Regions from separate parts of the Homo sapiens genome. Here all the other regions are linked to region 2. Evidence: chromatin contacts called from ENCODE Hi-C or POLR2A ChIA-PET data. All regions are on one chromosome and are shown on one strand. The core of a region is the stretch at or near the end of the contact, and the rest is flanking DNA. Distances in the headings are between cores, read along the strand shown.

Region 1 (2,791 bases), core at 231-2,730, 59 kb after region 2:
CATTCATGTCAGTACATTTCAGCTAGCACTGATTGTTGCCTGCACCCCATGCTAGAAATGCTGAGAAATTCCACTGAAGTGTATGATATGATTCTTTTTGTCAAGAGCAGTCTCTTTCAGAAAGACAAATACTGTTCATAACATTCTTGCTACTTCCATTCCCACTACTTCGGCAGCTCTCCACCATTTATGGAGCACTTAGATACTCTGGGCTAGGCCTCTAGCATATGTGACAGGAAAGTTTTTAGCTCGTGCAAGGTATTGTTATAATGATTCCATTTTACAAATGAGGAAAACTGAAGTTTTTGTTTTGTTTTGTTTTGTTTTTGAGACGGAGTCTCACTCTGTCACCAGGCTGGAGTGCAGTGGCACAATCTCGGCCCACTGCAACCTCTGCCTCCCTGGTTCAAGTGATTCTCCTGCCTCAGCCTCCCAAGTAGCTGGGACTACAGGCGCCTGCCACCACGCCCAGCTAATTTTTGTATGTTTAGTAGAGACGGGGTTTCACCATGTTGGCCAGGATGGTCTCAATCTCTTGACCTCATGATCCACCTGCCTCGGCCTCCCAAAGTGCTAGGATTACAGGCATGAGCCACCGCTCCCGGCTGAAAACTGAAGTTTTAAGAGGTTAGGCAAACTGCTCAGAATTGCACAGCTCATAAGTATCTAAACTGGAGTCTGAATTTTGATCCATTTGACACCGAAGCCCTTAACCTTTCCATTTCTCAATAGAACAAAAAACAAATGAAATGTCATCTCGACACTTTACAATTTAGACAATATGCCATTTATATAGATTGTTTAAAACTTTTCATTAGAAAACAAAACAAAATCAATTTATGAAAGGGTAGACTTGACTCTTATCATGGGTCCAGATAAATGGTTCACCATTAATAAAGTCAAAGTGTGCACTCACTGAGCCGACATTCAGTACTAGGAGTACTTGCATAGCCTAGCAGGATTTTGGTCAGGACATTTTTTATGGGTGATTGTCTAAGATGGGCAATGTGTTCTACCACTTATTAAACTAGAAATGCTCCCCAAGGATTAGATTATAGATTTCCAGAGTCTCTTCTCTCCTCAGCATTGACTGTTTAAAGCAAATTTTCACTTAAATGCCCTTGAAGTCAAGTTGGACAGATTCAGTCCTGCCATATTCCAATAGCTCCATGTTCCCTCGACATGAACTCTCAGCTTTACAAGTACAAACAGGTGCTCAGGGTTCAAAATGACAGAGTTCACCGCAGTTTCCCAATAGCACATTATTCGTTTTCAGTTCCTGTTTCTAGCACTGAAATGGCACAGCCTTTAGCATGATTTAAACTGCCTGCTTAGAACCTAGCTGAATAATATTTGACTTTCAGCACTGCTGAAAGGATACTTAAAGCACAGACCTGGCATCTGTGTCATCTTCTGCAAATCAAGGTTGATTAATAACAAAATCACCTCGCCCTGGCATCCTGCCTTTCATCTGAGCAAGACTGAAGCTATTCCTGGAAAAAATCCAGCTTTCTTTTGCTACAGTCCTGAGACATGCCAACTGACACAGCAGGGGCAGGAAGGAAGGTCAAAGTTAGCATTTGAGTTTGGGCTGTGGGGAGGGAGGAGACAAGATGGCAACTGGTCCTTAAGAAACCCAGTGTGAAGGTTCTGTACGGTCAGGGCCCAGGGCTGACATCATGGGTGGGGCCACCATCATGCTTTCTCTGTCCAGCCAAGCTGGCACCCTTTTTATGGGCGAGCCTTCCTTCTGGAAATTGTTGATGTCATTAGTGGGTGTGGTTTCAGGCACTTTTCCCGCCTTTCTCCTGAAAACAAGTAGGTTATTCTTCTACATGAGAGAGTTCAATCTGTGCTCCATGGAAACTTGCCATGGCTCTAAGGACTTTTGAAAATGTGGAGTTTAGACTACGGGAATTTTTGTAGAGGAATTTTTTTCCTTCACAATTTACATTAAGAGGAAAAATATTCTGTCACTACTTTCTCCTAATTTTCACCTCACTGTGTCTTACAGCATTGCTGCCTACCTAAGAACACTGCAAGAATGTGCTAGAAAGTAGTAAAACCCATGCAAAGAAGATGCTTTGTGTTGTACTTGACATATATTGGACTCACTTGTATTGCAGTGCTTTCAACTAAATGTTTTCCTTCATGGCTCTTATCATATTTGTATCCATCTGGCCATTTGTGTAGTTTTTAATATTTTTCTGCCCCACCAATCTGTAAGTCCTGTGCCAGCAGGGCCCGTACCTATCAAGGTCACACTGTACAGTTCTAACAGTGATTGTGGTTTGTGGCATGTGATTATGTATGTGCATTTCATATGGGTATATGAAAACTCTATCCTTCAACCCCCAACCCCTCCACAGGCTCAGAACTTTACAACTTGGTTAAGAGTATGAAAAAATATTTAAATCTGGAAAGTTCAATCTTTCAAAAACATTGAAAACTTTTTTAAAAATTGCCTTTAGATACCGAAATTTAAAAAGTTTAAACCCACCTTTTGACCAAGAAAGAGGAGGTTGGCTTTTCTTGAGCAGACTTACTGATGATCTTGATATAACTAGAAGCGATCTGAGCATTCCAAAGGATGTTATAGATAAATTTACTATGAGGCAATAGAGAATTTAAGGCTGGCTACCATCTCCTTGATTTGCATGGTTTTACTTTCAGAACTCCAGCCAGTTGTTGAGTCAGATATCTGTATTATAGTTATAGTTAAATCACCACTTCATCCAAGAGTGGGTGGCATGTTCCTCCTCAAAATAGAAGAAGCAAACATCAAACTCTA
Region 2 (2,862 bases), core at 340-2,839:
AGATGATGAGACTCAGAGGATAATAGGTCAATTATTATGGTAATTTTTTAAATCTCTTCTATCGTATCTTGTGAGTGAATAGCTGTGTAGAAACAAGAAGAAGTAATATAGGTCAAATGACAAAAAAGAAAAAATTCTAGAAATTCTTCTCTCATTGGGAGATCTGTAAAAACAGTGTCTCTCATGTTTGTCATTACTGTATCTTGGGGCACAGTGTGTGACATGTGGTCATGCAATAAATAACTGTTGAATGAAGGAAAGGCATGATGACTATCACAGAAGATCTTTCTGCAGTCATTTTGACATCATCTTACCTTGGTGCTTTTATTTCCATCTGCACATTTTTATTATAGTACAAAATTTTTTTAATGGGTGAAAAAGGATGAGTATAACTGTTTTCTCCATTAATTGCACATGGTATTTTGGAACAACATTGTGCTAGGGGTCAGATAGCTTCTGGTGGGATGGTCCCATTCCTGTCGTGATGTGACCTTGAACTACTCAATATCTGCAGTCCAGTTGTCCCATTGACAAAAATGCAGAGAATCACATCTGGCAAGATTTTATTACAGATGGAATTATTTTAATAGCAAAATACAATCATGAAAGATGCATGCTGGGATTAGTAAGAGAAATATTAAACTATGTTGTGTTTATACAGTACTGTAACATTTTAAAAATTCCTCCATTTTTAATCACCTGATTTGCTGATAACAACACTACCAAAAATATTTAACTTTTCCATCAAATACAAATATATTAGCCTTGGTCATCTAAAATAAAACATGGGCATTTTCTAAGCTACATTTAAGTATAATTTACACATCATACAGTTCACCCATTTGAAGTGCAAAATTCAGTTTTTTTTTGGTAAATTTTCAGTTACAGAATCACCACAATCCAAATTTAGAATATTTTCGTTGCCCCCAAAAGATCCCTTGTGCCCTCCCCCTTTCTACCTCCAGCTCTCAAAACAGAAAAACAACAAATACTCTTTTAGTATAAGTATGTTCCACATGTTGAAAGGGACATACTTACAGTAAAACATTTTTTATTATTTGAAATTCAGATTTAACCAGACATCCTGTATTTTATCTGGCCATCCTACCAAAACATAGACTCCAAAATAATATTTTAAGAATTGTTTTTGGAAACATGCTTATTCACAACCTCTTTATTGGTAACCCAAAGTATAGTTTTATATGATGGCTGACCAATGACTTATGTTTTTACAATTTTTGCTACATAAATTACCATTGACACAACCAAGGAGATCTGCGAAAAAAAAAAATGTTTCTAAAGAAATTAACCCTCACATCCTTTTCAGAGGTGAATGCAATTACCAGAGGGCTGCAGGCAGACGGCCAGGCTTAGTGCTGTGCTGTGATGCTGCAAATGTTTGTGATTTTCTCTGCTGTACCCTGAGGCAGTACACTTTCACTTTTGGCATTCTCTAGGAATTTGTGCATTTTAGAATTAGCTGCAGTGCACTGTATATTTGCCCCAACTAGTGAAGGTGTGACCCTCACTCAGTGGGGACTAGTACGTGTCAAGCCACGTGGAAATCACAAAGAAGAGGGTTCACTCTGCTTTATTCATACTCCATGGTATTGGAGACCTGAGCTCTCAGGCTGCAACTGTTTAGTAGCCAGAGACCCATTTTTTATATCAAATAGAAGGTCAGTTGAAACATAAATTTTGGGTTTGGAAGACTACTCTAGATAAATATGAGGTGAAGAAGAATATTCTATCGTGGGTTCTCTTTCGGTTTCAGTTTCTATCATGTGGTTCTTCTTCTTCTTCTTTTTTTTTTTTTTTTTTTTTTTTTTTTGACGGGTCTTATTCTGTCTCCCAGGCTGAAGTGCAGTGGTGCGATCTCCATTCACTGCAACCTCTGCCTCCCGGGTTCAAGCGATTCTCCTGCCTCAGCCTCCGGAGTAGCTGGGACTACAGGCGCCCGCCACCACACCCGGCTAATTTTTGTATTTTTAGTAGAGACGGGGTTTCACTATGTTGGCCAAGTTTGTCTCGAACTCCGGTCCTCAGGTGATCAATCCACCTCGACCTCACAAAGTGCTGGGATTACAGGCGTGAGCTACCACACCCGGCTACGTGGTTTTTGTTTCTCTGATTCTACAACCTCAGCCTAGTCATTCAGTCAATCTGTCCACAAATACTTCTTGAGGGTAGGATTTGAGGGTCTCCTCTCTGCTAGCTGGTAGAGTAGGGATACAGAGGTTCAAAGATTGTGTGTGTCTAGGTAGCTCAGTGCCTGGCAGCATGGGCACTCAATTCACATGGCAAACTCATGTAGCAGTGAATGAGACAGAAACCGCTCTTGCCTCGGTGAGCTTACAACCCATTCTATTGACCGTTCTCAGAAAAGTTTGGAAGCTCAGTGGAGAAAACCAGGCTACAATAATCTCAGCAGTCCTAGCTTTTCTTCTCCTATGGTCTCTTGCTTTCATTGTGAGTGCTAAAATGTCTTAATTTCCTATTATGGATCCCTGGCTTGAATGAGAAGCCAAAATATGAAATGCTTCTTCCTAAGCTTAGAAGTAGAAGATACTACTTCAGGCTGGAAGAGTCAGTGAAGTTTCTCTGAAGAGACAAGAAATGTACAGTTTGCGGAAATGGCACTGCAAACAAAAACCCAGAGGCAAAAGAGGCTGAAATCAATAAAAATATGATTTTGTGCTAATATGAGGCATAAAGTGCTTTTTAAAATCGGTTGAGCATATGTGTGTGGTTTATTTCTAGGTTCTCTGTTCTGTCCCATTGATCTATGCATTTATCCCTCTGCCAATGCCATACCGTCTTGATAACTGCTATATAGTAAATCTTAAAATCAGGTACAATGAT
Region 3 (2,934 bases), core at 387-2,886, 42 kb after region 2:
TTGACAGTCATACTTTGGGGTAGTATATTCTGGACTCCAATAATACATATTTATTTCAGACTAACATAAGATACCAATAAACAAAAACAGAGAAATAAAAATAACTCATAATCCCATCACCCACAGATAAATACCATTATGTATATAGTCCCCAGGCCTCATTTCTTTTTTCCTAAGAAGGAAATGTGTACCATATTGTATGTTTTATAACCCGCTTTTCTTATTTCTCTCCATATATAGAAATATTCTGCCTTTACAACATTTTCAATATCTATTCCATAGTCCCTTGGAAAGATGTATGCTTTTATTCTACAAATCCCCTTATGTTGGACATTCCGTTTAGTTTCAATCTTCTAATATGATAAGCAATGCTGCAATGAACTTCTTTGTAGGTAAATATTAGGACAAATTAATGATTTATGCTGTTGCTTAGGATGTTTTAGAATTGCTGGTTTTAAAATATGCTAATTTTAATCCTTTTGGTATTTCCAATCTGCTTTATTTATTTATTTATTTATTTATTTATTTTTTGGAGATGGAGTCTCACTCTGTCACCCAGGTTGGAGTGCAGTGGTGTGATCTTGGCTCACTGCAAGCTCTGCCTCCCAGGTTCACGCCATTCTCCTGTCTCAGCCTCCCGAGTAGCTGGGACTACAGGCGCCTACCACCATGCCCGGCTAATTTTTTGTATTTTTAGTAGAGACGGGGTTTCACCGTGTTAGCCAGGATGGTCTCAATCTCCTGACCTCGTGATCCGCCTGCCTCCACCTCCCAAAGTGCTGGGGTTACAGGCATGAACCACCACGCCCGGCCTCCAACCTGCTTTATTAAAAGGCAATACTAAAGTGAAATCTCAGCCATACAGTCTACGTACCATGACTCCTCTTTAGCCACTTTCTATTTCACAATGAACTCCTACATTTTCCATACAGCTACTTTGAACTCTAAATAGGTTCATCATTTCTCTCAATACTGCCAATGCTGGTTATTATCATTTTGTTTCATCTTTGGCAATGCAATAGTAGGAATTCAACAGAGGGCATTGCAATATTATAAGTCCTCTTACTAAATGGAGCATTTAATGAGTACTTGCCCTTCCGAATGAGCATCCGTTGTGGGACAAGCCTGTACTACATGTTGGATATGAAGGTGGATGTGATGTGGTCACTGCCTCCAGGAAGCTTTAGCTTTAGCTAAAGGCATTAAGCCCCCAAGGATGAAGTAGTGGGGGTTTAAGCAGAAGCTGTTTTAAAGAGGGTGAGTGCAAAACGTGTGGTGAGCCACAGGACCATGTGTATTCAAATGTATGCCATGGGCTGCTGCTGCTGCTGCTGTTTCATATCACTTGGCACTGCTGAGAAGGCTGGCAGTGAGGCTGGTTAAATTTGTAATAAGTTGTTCATTTCTGCATAAAGGAAAAATGGAACAGCAATTTTTCTTTTCTAATGTTCAGTTACCACTGTCCTTTATGTGAAACGATAACAATGGACTCCCTCCCATCAGCATCTTTGAAACACTCTCCTCCTGTGGAGACGACTGGCCTGTGGTTGTGCAGCAGAGCAGACATGCTCATTTCTGTCGTCAGGTCACCATGTTCCCTGCAGGTGTGTGGCTCATCGTAATCCTCTATGCTTGCACTTAATGGGTTTTTTTTTGCAAGATTAAAAATGCAGGTGTAGCACACATCATTAATCCCCAATTTCAGTTAACTGAACTGTGTGTGTATTTATGCAGCTGCTGACTCCTGAGACACCCACTTGGAAAGAAGACAAAAGTTCTGAATGTACCTTTCTGTAATTCAGTAAACATACAGAGTACAAATTAAAAAAAAAAAATTAAGGATTTTTAATTCAACAGCCTTGCCAATGGGGGCACTGGCCACAAACACACTTGTTCATGAAAAGATCTATTTCAAGTATTCTCCTGGAAGCAAGAACCAGTATCTGGAATGTAGGCAGCATTTGTTCTTTAAACAAAATTAAAGTTTTACAGGAATGCAATGCTGTGTACTCATTAAAAAAAAATTACAAGTAGAAAAATCTGGAAAGAATCCATTTTGTGCTGTGTCTTTCCGACTGGAGGTTGTAAGTGGTAGCCCCTCCCCTGCCCTGGAGGACTTCCCTGCTCCACCCAGCTGCTCTAATCCCATATACTTCCTGCCTGGAATCCTCCTGAAGCTGCTTCCATCTTCTACCCCACTTCCTCTTGCTGAGCAGCATAGTAACTACCGTTCACATCACCTCCACTATGTTCATCATTCTGTGAAGTAAATAAAAGTGGAGGAAAGGCCCCACTACAGAAGATGAGGTGCAAAAAATGCCACCTCAGAATGTGGCATATTGACATACTGAGTGAAGCATGCTGAAGGAAATTGAGAAAACCTCAGAAGCAAGATAGTCTCTCTGACCTTCTCCCACCCCTTCTCCCCTACAGTGGGACATAGAAACTGAAATTCCTCTTGTCCCTCTCTCCCCTGAAGTGGGCCTTAAAACCTAGGAAGGTTACCTCTGACCTACTCCCACCCTCCTCCCCTGAAGATTTTCATGTGACAGGTGTCTTGTCCTATAGCTGGAGGGAAGGAATGTCACACAGAGAGGCCAAGAGGAATCTGAACAAGCAGGCCTTACCAAGTACCCCCCGCTTATTACCACTTGATCATATCCTTTTGCCTCCAGTCATACTTCTGCATGACTGTCCATAAAAATCCACACTTTTCCCTGGGTCTTTGAGTTTTCATTACTGAAGGTGCCTATGTCACTTAAAACTTGCATTAAATAAATGTGTTATGCTTTTCTCTTGCTAATCCGTATTTTGTTATGGGCCTCAGCCATGAACTGTGAGAGATAAAGAAAAGATACTAAGTTTTCTCCCCTACATAGATGAGGAAGTTGCAACTCAGCAAGAATCAGTGACTTTCCAAGGTCCCATCTTTTC

What was found. Hi-C counts contacts between places; a loop is a spot of excess contacts on that map. ChIA-PET counts read pairs that join two places held with the same protein, here RNA polymerase II (POLR2A). Pooled maps may share reads with other maps.
Region 1: a loop to region 2 is called in a map of GM12878, with 2.5 times the contacts of the local background. The contact joins two enhancer-like sites. A Hi-C loop is called at or near these places in 1 of 168 maps with a recorded cell type or tissue (GM12878), 25 of 37 single-sample maps with no recorded cell type and 8 of 50 pooled maps. POLR2A ChIA-PET finds 5 or more read pairs at or near these places in 1 of 52 experiments (OCI-LY7).
Region 3: a map with no recorded cell type shows a loop between it and region 2 (3-fold over the local background). The contact joins two enhancer-like sites. A Hi-C loop is called at or near these places in 1 of 168 maps with a recorded cell type or tissue (OCI-LY7), 18 of 37 single-sample maps with no recorded cell type and 9 of 50 pooled maps. POLR2A ChIA-PET finds 5 or more read pairs at or near these places in 3 of 52 experiments (HCT116, OCI-LY7 and activated T-cell).

The regions. Positions count from the first base shown.
Region 1 is chr13:33,727,385-33,730,175 of GRCh38, reverse strand. No RefSeq gene overlaps it. Among named protein-coding and RNA genes, the nearest start is that of RFC3, 89 kb to the left of the region's middle. Within about 2 kb of position 1,480, at least 10 of the 41 ENCODE cell types and tissues checked have a DNase peak (open chromatin) inside an H3K27ac peak, as active enhancers do; they include GM12878 and OCI-LY7, where a contact is called at or near this core.
Region 2 is chr13:33,786,043-33,788,904 of GRCh38, reverse strand. No RefSeq gene overlaps it. Among named protein-coding and RNA genes, the nearest start is that of RFC3, 31 kb to the left of the region's middle. Within about 2 kb of position 1,589, at least 5 of the 41 ENCODE cell types and tissues checked have a DNase peak (open chromatin) inside an H3K27ac peak, as active enhancers do; they include GM12878 and OCI-LY7, where a contact is called at or near this core.
Region 3 is chr13:33,744,458-33,747,391 of GRCh38, reverse strand. No RefSeq gene overlaps it. Among named protein-coding and RNA genes, the nearest start is that of RFC3, 72 kb to the left of the region's middle. Within about 2 kb of position 1,636, at least 10 of the 41 ENCODE cell types and tissues checked have a DNase peak (open chromatin) inside an H3K27ac peak, as active enhancers do; they include OCI-LY7, where a contact is called at or near this core.